Linked DNA regions of Homo sapiens: all the other regions are linked to region 3. The links are chromatin contacts, found by Hi-C or POLR2A ChIA-PET in ENCODE. All regions are on one chromosome and are shown on one strand. Each heading gives the region's core, a stretch centred on a gene start or an enhancer-like site at or near the end of the contact. The rest is flanking DNA. Distances are from core to core; before and after follow the strand shown.

Region 1 (2,813 bases), core at 278-2,777, 790 kb before region 3:
GGAGTCTGCCAGTCTACTCTAGGCGGGGTGGGGTTCCTTCTCTTCTGTCTCTGCCCTCACATCTCTTCAATTATTGCATCTCATTACCTCTTGGCAGAGATCATGTCCTATCACTCATATCTCAGTCCCTGATACAGAGATGGTTCTTCACAATTTTTGCTGAATAAATGATTCATGCAGGGCAAGTTTTAGATTGACTCCAATGTCATGTGCTTTGACAGAAAGAGTATTAAAGATCTGCTAAGGTGAGGAGAGGCCTTAGAAGGTCTAAGACGATCCTGAATTTCTCATTCTTCAAAGGATTCTTAAGAAATTTGGGTTAAGCCAGGGATTGGACTGTTCTCTTTTGTTGACTCAAGTTCATAGATGAGGTCAAGAATCAAATCAGTCTCTTCTTTGGTAATGATAGACAATTAGTTTGGGAAAGACTTTTTTCATGAGTCTTACCCATCATTTATCAATTTTAAAGTCTATGAGTAGCTTTGAATACAAAACTGCATGTGAAAATCATTGTGTCTACTATTGAATAATTGACTAATCTGTCACTCACAGCTCCTGAATGAGGTTCCTGTCTAATTGCACCTGCCAGTTACTGATTGCACCTGCAATTAGGCAATTGTGGGGGCAGTTTTTGTGTTTCTGTTTAATTGCCTGGGCCAAAACGGAGAGTACCTTTTACAAATCTGGCCTATTATCTCATTGTGAGCCTTTGCAAATACAAGGTGACCCCAGGAAGAGATGGAGAAAATATATAGTTTTATTTGCTGCACACCAATTAATGTCAGTAATCTAGTGCCAACATTCCTATACTTTTCTGGTTTAGTAAGAAATTTACATATATTGGAATCCATCAATATCCCAGAATATAATTTATACTTCAATTTGCTACTATTTTATTATGACACACATATCAAAAGTAGTTCTAATTCCTAAAAAGTTTCTATATACATTATACTTGTTAAAGAACTTTTCAAGTGGTTACTGAGGTTCTGTTGTTCATGAGGAAGAACATAAGACCCCTTTTGTTGTTGCCTTTTTGGTCTTATTTACTGTCTGGCAGATGCAGAGATGTGCTGTTCAGATTCCCTTTAAAAAATGGACTTGCTGGCTAGGCACGGTGGCTCACACCTATAATCTCAGTACTTTGGAAGACCTAGATGGGAGGATTGCTTCAGCCCAGGAGTTTAGGACCAGAATGGGCAACACAGTGAGATAGCTAAATTTTAAAATTAGCTGGGCATGGTGGCTTACACTTGTAGTCCCAGCTACTTAGGAGGCTGAGGTGGGAGGATTACTTGAGCCCTGGAAGTTGAGGCTGCAGTGAGCTATGATTGCGCCATTATACTCTAGCCTGGTGACAGAGCAAGATCTCAAATTAAAAAAAAAGAAAGAAAGAAAGAAAAAGAAAGAAAGAGAAAGAAAAGGACCTGCTTCCTGAGGCGTAGAGTGTGGCTAACTCATAGTCTCCAGCTGCAGCTGCTTGGAGGTTTGCCTCAGCTTTGCTGAGTCATGCTGTTCTCAGGGCGGCCCTACCGGTTGCCCCTGCAAAGTTGTGGTAACAAGAAAGAACCGACTCTGCCCCACATGGGACTTCTCAAAGACAACCTTAGCCTTGGATCTCCCTGGCAGAGACTTTGTTTCATCATTTGTCGTTGCTCTCTGCCAGCTACCCTGCCCAATCCTGCGTCCTCCCTTTTCTTGCTTAATAGGTGTCGGTCTCTAACAAAGCGAATCGACTCTCAACCTCCATCTGGGCATCTGCTTCCTGGAGAATCCAATCTGCAACCACCATCAAGTAAAGATAAATTAGGAATAGCTCAGAGGATGTTTATTTTATTGAATTATTTCAGACCCAAGGCTTCTCTCCAAAAACTGTTTTCAAGGAAATCTATTTTTCTGTGAGATTATATAAGAACTGCCTCTTTTCTATTTCTTTGTTTTCATTCTTTTTTCTCACCACCAATATCAAGGGATACCATGTGTAAAATGATTTAAAGAATGCATGTTAGTTTAGAATCTAAATTTCAAAGGATTTAAGTTTCTACTTCAGTAATAATTATTACTATTTATAGGGATTAACTCTTCCACACATTTCTAAGTGAAATAAAAGTTAGCTCTAAAGAAGTACTACAAGTTGGAAGAGACATTTTACCTTTACGTTATCACATCATCAAAGCAATGTGGCTTTCATTTTATAAATCTTATTAAGTTTGCTTGCCTTTTCATATTAGCATTTATTACGATGCTGGATAATGTTACTTGGCGAAACTTGTACTTTCTGTCTGCCAAAATCTACATTACAAGATCTACATAAGCACCATTGTACGTAGTGTTTTCACACTCCCAAGAAATATTAATGTTTGGGACTTGAGAATAAGAAGCTGGAATTCCTGAGAATTCTAGGGAATCCCTGAAATTGTAAGTTAGTCTTTATTTTTTAGTAATATTTTATATAAATATTTTAAATTAATTATAAGTGATCATACTAATAAATAGTAAATCATTTTTAATAGTGCTATGATAAAACTTTCAGAAACTTTCTGCAAACAAAATATATGATAGCAAATGCATGGTTTATTATGATTATGAAGTGATGTATTGCTGACAAGATGAAATATTTTCATAACTGCAAGAGTGATCTCTTTTTGATAGAACCATTCCATAATAGAAAACATTAAGAGAACTTTAACACAAAATATACGCCAAATAAAAATTATTTAAAAGTGGAAAGATATTATCAAAATATTAAATATCTAAAAGTTGCCATTCTTAAAAATAACATTTTAAAACACTCAAAACATCAGTTGCCATGT
Region 2 (2,847 bases), core at 1-2,500, 860 kb before region 3:
ACCTTTTGGTGCTACCATGCTATGCATTGAGGGTCCAGGATGTGTAAGGCACTAGCACAGCACCTGAGATATTTTTGAGTGGTGGGGCAGAGAATGTGGTACAAAAAGATGAATGAGGCTGGATGCAGTGGCTCACGCCTGTAATCACAGTGCTTTGGGAGGCTGAGTGGGGAGTATTGCTTGAGGCCAGGAGTTTGAGACAGCACTGAGGGTCCAGGATGTGTAAGGCACTAGTACAGCACCTGAGATATTTCTGAGTGGTGGGACAGAGAATATGGTACAAAAAGATGAATGAGACTGGATGCAGTGGCTCACGCCTGTAATCACAGTGCTTTGGGAGGCTGAGGGGGGAGGATCGCTTGAGGCCAGGAGTTTGAGACCAGCCTGGTCAACACAGCAAGATTCTGTTTCTTACATTAAAAACAGCAACAACAACAACAACAACAACAACAACAAACAACCACCCATGAACAAGATCTAAGGAGTGCAGGGAAGGCAGTGGGTGCCTCTCAGCACACAGTGAGGCTGGTGCGCTGAGAGGTTTCCCCTCATTGGGATTTCTTTGTTCTCTTTGCTATTCCTCCCATTCAAGCAACCCTTTCTCTGCTCTTCCCTAGGTAAGGGGTGTGAGAGCAGAAAGACAAGCAGTCCTCTTTCGGCTGCAGTGACCATTGGGGTGCTCTGCCCAGGTCTCCCCGCTAGCTGCAGTGACAGTTGATGATGGCCATGGCAGAGCCCGCACTGGATGCCCCCTCCTGCTGCAGGGAATGGCCTCTTTTCAGGTCATATCCCCCAGGTTCTGAAACTGACCGAGGAAGGAACGCAAAGGCTCGGCCCTCTTGCCTCAACTTGGGACAACTCTGATGGGCCGTCCCAGCTCGAGAGCGCCACTTAGGATTGGCTGGGGGTGGCTCCAAGTGTAGCCTCGTTGCAGCCAGCTTCAGCTTCTGCAGCATCCTGCCTTTCTCACTTCTTTACAGGAGAATCTCCCGAGAACACCCTCTGATCAGCACTCTGCATGCAATTTCCATCTCAGACTCTGTTTCTAGGAAGACTTTCAGGCAGCTGACACTGGACGTGGTTGTGAGTTGCAGGCCCTAATGAAAAATTGGAGAGGAAGCAGGTGGCCGGCTGATGAAATGATAACCAGAAGGCCTGTGGGCTTGGGTGGCTGAGGCTGAGGCTACTGAGTGTTGAAGAGAGAGAGGCAGAGGCGCAGGATGACTCATCACTGGTTTCAGGCAAACTGTGAAAGCCAGAGCACTTCCTTGGCAGCATTTAAGAAAACCCCGATGATCTGCAGCTGGAAGGCAGGTTGGCTGGAGGACCAGTCTGAACCCTGAGTAGGTTAAGTTCTCAGTCCTTCAGACACAGGGCTCTAATGGGAAAGAGGTGAGACCCTTACACTTAGGGTGGGAGCCCTGGACAGTTGGGAACCCTGAACACTTACATGCCCCTGAGTCCCCTGGGCCTGCAGAAATGGCCTATTTCTCATGTCATGTAGAAGATTGTAGACTGCTTGAACCTGGGAGGCGGAGCTTGCAGTGAGCCCAGATTGCACCATTGCACTCCAGCCTGGGCAACAGAGCGAGACTCGGTCAAAAAAAAAAAAAAAAAAAAGCAAGACTTTCCTTTTCTGAAGATCATACAGAGGTCTCAAATGAGGTAGGTATCATACAAGACAATGCTTGACCCATCAGGATCTACCCTCATCTTTCCTGTTGGCAAAACCAAAGAATAACAAGAACCAAATCTCAGCACAGCCCGACTGGGGATGAGCTGGGCTGGCTTGGCCAAAAGGGGATATCAGGTGAAGGAGCTGTGGGGTCGAGCTAATATGTTGCAGAGGACCTGGGAATATATTCATGGGATTGGATCAAAGAGTGTAGATATAAAATCGAATAAGGTTGAGTTTATTGAGAGGGAGCAATCTAGGTGGTACAGGATTAAGCATCTTGGTCAAGATCCCTGGAGAGAATGCTAAGACTCAACTCAGATGTTGCTTAAAAGCCTAGAGAAAGCAGTGACCCACACTCAGGCAGATGGTGGAGAGAGGGACCAAATGGCTCAGAGAAGTGGCCATGCTGGAGTGGACATGCTAGCATCCATGGTGCTGACTATCTTCACGAGATGGCCTGGAGGACTTCCCATGTACAAAGGAATGCACTGGTGAGAGTGGCCCCAAAGTCACTGAGCTCAGGAATGGCTGTGCTCTATGTGCCAGAGCTGATGACAGATGATGAAATCACAGAACTGGCTCCTGGTAGCAACGGGGATGACAGGATCCTGGGATTACAAAGGCCAGGTGGTATGCTCACCATTGGATGCAAGGCAGAGGCCATGATCACAATGAGAGGCAAGATCAGTGGGGCACCCAGGGGGTTCCTGCCCTGCAGAGAGCTCTCAATAGGCTCATTGTTTTAGGAAGGAGATAGATGGGCACCCAACAAGGGCAATGCTTAATTTCTACAAGAAAGCACGTGTGGATTACCAGGAGGTACAAAAGTCAGGATCTTTTGCCTAGTTTCTTGAATGGAGCTAATTCTCAGCCCCAGAATCTGTTGACTGAAGGAGGAGCAGAGCTCTTCCCAGGAAGGATGGTACCATATTACAGCAGGTGCATTCAGCAATAATTCCCCCACTTCTCTCCTAAAGGTATCTAGGACATTTATTTAGGCAAATGCACACTGGGGAAAGACGAATGCCTTAGCTTTTCAAGGACTATTAAGCTAACATTGATATTTGGAGACCCAAGATGCTACCATAGCCCTCCTATTAGACTGGAGACCAGGAAGGCAGGTAATAAATGGAATCTTTTTTCAAGCCTAGCTCACATTCTTCATTTCC
Region 3 (2,700 bases), core at 133-2,632:
TTGTATTTTTAGCAGACACGGGGTTTCACCATGTTGGCCAGGCTGGTATTGAACTCCTGACTTCAGGTGATCCACACACCTCACCCTCCCAAAGTGCTGGAATTACAGGTGTGAGAAAACATAAATGAAAACTGCAGTAAAGTAAACAAAGCAAAAGTGACAATAAGGAGTTGAAGGCAGCTGAGAGTTGAAAGTGTCCTGCAAAAGTCTCAAACTTTGCCGTTTTACTCAGAGAACTCTCTAGAGCCCTGGTCTAAGGTCCAGACAGACATGGTATTATCTGACTTTCTGTTCCCAAATCCCATCTGATTACGTTGCAGCCTCAGTTCTTTATCTGCTTCCCAGCCTATGTGGGTTTAGTGAATGACTGGCTCCCTGAAAACCCATCAGTCCAGATAGTGCCTTTCAGGGGAACCTCTTTCCTCCCAGGCTTGCACAGTGTATTTCAGCTGGGATGCCTCCTGATGACTCCCTCTGGCTGGTTCTGCTACATTCGCTCACTAACCTTTAGATACTCATTCATTATTAATGCAAAAGTGAGTGGTCATTGCCGAGTTGCAGTGGAAAGTCACACTTAACTTTCAATGCCATCTTCCTCTATTCCTGAAAGATGCTATTAGAATTAGGCAGGATGTTATAAGCTGAGAGAACAGCAAAGGAAAAGCATTTGCCTGCCTTCCAACCTCTCATAGCAATGATTAGAACACATTAAGGATTCTTTTCATTCTAGTAAGTATTTTTCTAGGTTTGCTCGAAGACCTAAATCAAGTTAGGGTAGGTTTTCGTAAGTGCCCGTGGTTTGGGCTGAAACCGAAAACTGATTCAAATGATGCAACTATTATGAAAGTTTTTCTGTAATAAAGTAATCATAAAATTGAAATTATGAAATGACTAGTGTTCACTGCCTTTCCATTTTCCAAGTAATTATCTGACGCTTCTGGGGTTTAGCAGATTTTTCTGCTAAATTTTTATTAAGATGAAAAAAGAAACATTTGTAAATAGCACCAAAGGTAGGATGTATTAAAAAGATACAGAGATGCTCAAAAGGCACTGAAATAAACTCTGTTTAATTTCTACTGGGGTCTTGCAAGCTTTTGGACACCCGAGTCAAATATTAAAACAACATTAGGGATTTTTTCTTAAGTTCAGAAACCCCCACCATCTAAGCAAAACATTTAAATTCTATTTTGGCCTTTGTTAGAGTTGGAGCATCATCAAACAGTACTTTTTCTAATCTGACATTTTAGAGGTTGGCAAATAATGACCATGAGCCACATTCAGCCCACTGTCTGTTTTTCTAAATACAGTTTTATTGGAGCACAACCACACCCATTTGTTTATGTCTTATCTGTGGGTGCTTTTCACACCTCAATGGCAGAGTTGAGTAGTTGCAACAGAGACCATATGGCCTGTGGAGCTGAAAATGTTTACTATCTGGCCCTTTACAGAAGAAGTTTGACAATGCCTGCTTTAAATAAAATATGCATTCTATTAGCTGGAGCTAGGCTTTTACAGATTATTAAAATATAACTAAATCCAATCCTTAACTTTCTGAGCTGCCATTACTCCCAAATATATTCCATTTGTGGCTGATAAAAACAATGTTTTTTTATTTTCTTTACCTCTCAAAAAATGCACTGAAGAAAACCTAACATATCAGAAGACCTGTCTATGGAAAAATAGGGGGAAAAGTCTCCTAAGAACAACCTCAGAGGGTTTTTAGAAGAGCAAACATTGCCCAATTTGTTCCCAACCAGTCCCATTTCTGTTGGTAAAATAAGCTCACAGCTTCAGTCATTACTCTTTGGGCCAGCAAGATCAAAGATGTGTTTATGTGAATGTGCCAGGGAAGGAGACAAAAAGCAGAGGTTCTCCACCATGGCTGCATATTGGAAGCACCTGGGAGATGAAGACAGTTCGAAAGCCAAGTCCCTCCCCAGGCCAATTAAATCAGAGTATGTGGAAATGTGGCCAGGGCAGCAGAATGTTTTCAAATTCCCCAGGTGGTTCTCCATTGCAAATAGAACTGAGAGTCGCTGGGTTCCAGTAAGGAAGGGTGCTATATGGAACAAGGACGTCACTTAAATTTGGGGGTTTTCCTTTCCACTGTAAAATGAGAGGGTTGAAATGAAGTTCTCTGAGGTCATTCCCGTCTGTGATTATAAGTGCAGTTCAATTGAATTAAGTTAATTTCCCCAAAAGAGGAAGCATGGAGCATTTTGACACCTTCTGTTATGAAGAAATATGTGGAATGGAAAGTGTTCAGAGCACGAATGGGTTCACTGCCGTGGGAACATGGGAAAGAAGGCTTGACGGTATTTCTGCTACTACTCTGTGGTTCAGTACTTCAGAAAGAAGAGAAGCCAGAACTTCTCTGGGACCTGTGTCAGACGCATGCTGTTACTCCTGCTGGCCTTTGCAGGCACCTCCAGTTCTGGTGGTTCACTTTTAGTTAACAGACAATAACCGAACACATGGTCTGAGGCTCACACTGTGCAGAGAGAGGGTGAAGCTTCTCAAGGGTGAATATTTTCTCTAGAGGAAAACAATGATGGGATAGATTCTGGTTCTGCTGCTTACCAGCTGTGAAAGATGGGATTTATTCATTCTCTCTAGACATCAGTTTTCTCATCTGCACAATAAGAGTAATAATCATCTCTCTATTCTGGTATCCTACAGAGGATTAAATAAAATAATGCA

The links. A loop is a pair of places that touch in the nucleus more often than their neighbours do. ChIA-PET counts read pairs that join two places held with the same protein, here RNA polymerase II (POLR2A). Pooled maps may share reads with other maps.
Region 1: a map of GM12878 shows a loop between it and region 3 (2.9-fold over the local background). The contact joins two enhancer-like sites. A Hi-C loop is called at or near these places in 3 of 168 maps with a recorded cell type or tissue (GM12878, OCI-LY7 and sigmoid colon), 5 of 37 single-sample maps with no recorded cell type and 10 of 50 pooled maps. POLR2A ChIA-PET finds 5 or more read pairs at or near these places in 2 of 52 experiments (H1 and T-cell).
Region 2: a loop to region 3 is called in a map of heart left ventricle, with 3 times the contacts of the local background. The contact joins two enhancer-like sites. A Hi-C loop is called at or near these places in 5 of 168 maps with a recorded cell type or tissue (CD8-positive, alpha-beta T cell, GM12878, heart left ventricle and 2 more), 11 of 37 single-sample maps with no recorded cell type and 16 of 50 pooled maps. POLR2A ChIA-PET finds 5 or more read pairs at or near these places in 3 of 52 experiments (H1, activated CD4-positive, alpha-beta T cell and naive thymus-derived CD4-positive, alpha-beta T cell).

What each region holds. Positions count from the first base shown.
Region 1 is chr2:8,228,470-8,231,282 of GRCh38, reverse strand. All of the region lies in intron 7 of LINC00299 (long intergenic non-protein coding RNA 299), which reads left to right. Among named protein-coding and RNA genes, the nearest start is that of LINC00299, 99 kb to the left of the region's middle. RefSeq lists an enhancer at 1,235-1,414. Within about 2 kb of position 1,527, at least 12 of the 41 ENCODE cell types and tissues checked have a DNase peak (open chromatin) inside an H3K27ac peak, as active enhancers do; they include GM12878, where a contact is called at or near this core.
Region 2 is chr2:8,300,559-8,303,405 of GRCh38, reverse strand. The region is part of intron 2 of LINC00299 (long intergenic non-protein coding RNA 299); the gene reads left to right. Among named protein-coding and RNA genes, the nearest start is that of LINC00299, 26 kb to the left of the region's middle. RefSeq lists enhancers at 1,015-1,074, 2,180-2,736. Within about 2 kb of position 1,250, at least 17 of the 41 ENCODE cell types and tissues checked have a DNase peak (open chromatin) inside an H3K27ac peak, as active enhancers do; they include CD8-positive, alpha-beta T cell and GM12878, where a contact is called at or near this core.
Region 3 is chr2:7,435,978-7,438,677 of GRCh38, reverse strand. All of the region lies in intron 4 of LOC100506274 (a long non-coding RNA gene), which reads right to left. Among named protein-coding and RNA genes, the nearest start is that of LINC01871, 290 kb to the left of the region's middle. Within about 2 kb of position 1,382, at least 4 of the 41 ENCODE cell types and tissues checked have a DNase peak (open chromatin) inside an H3K27ac peak, as active enhancers do; they include CD8-positive, alpha-beta T cell and GM12878, where a contact is called at or near this core.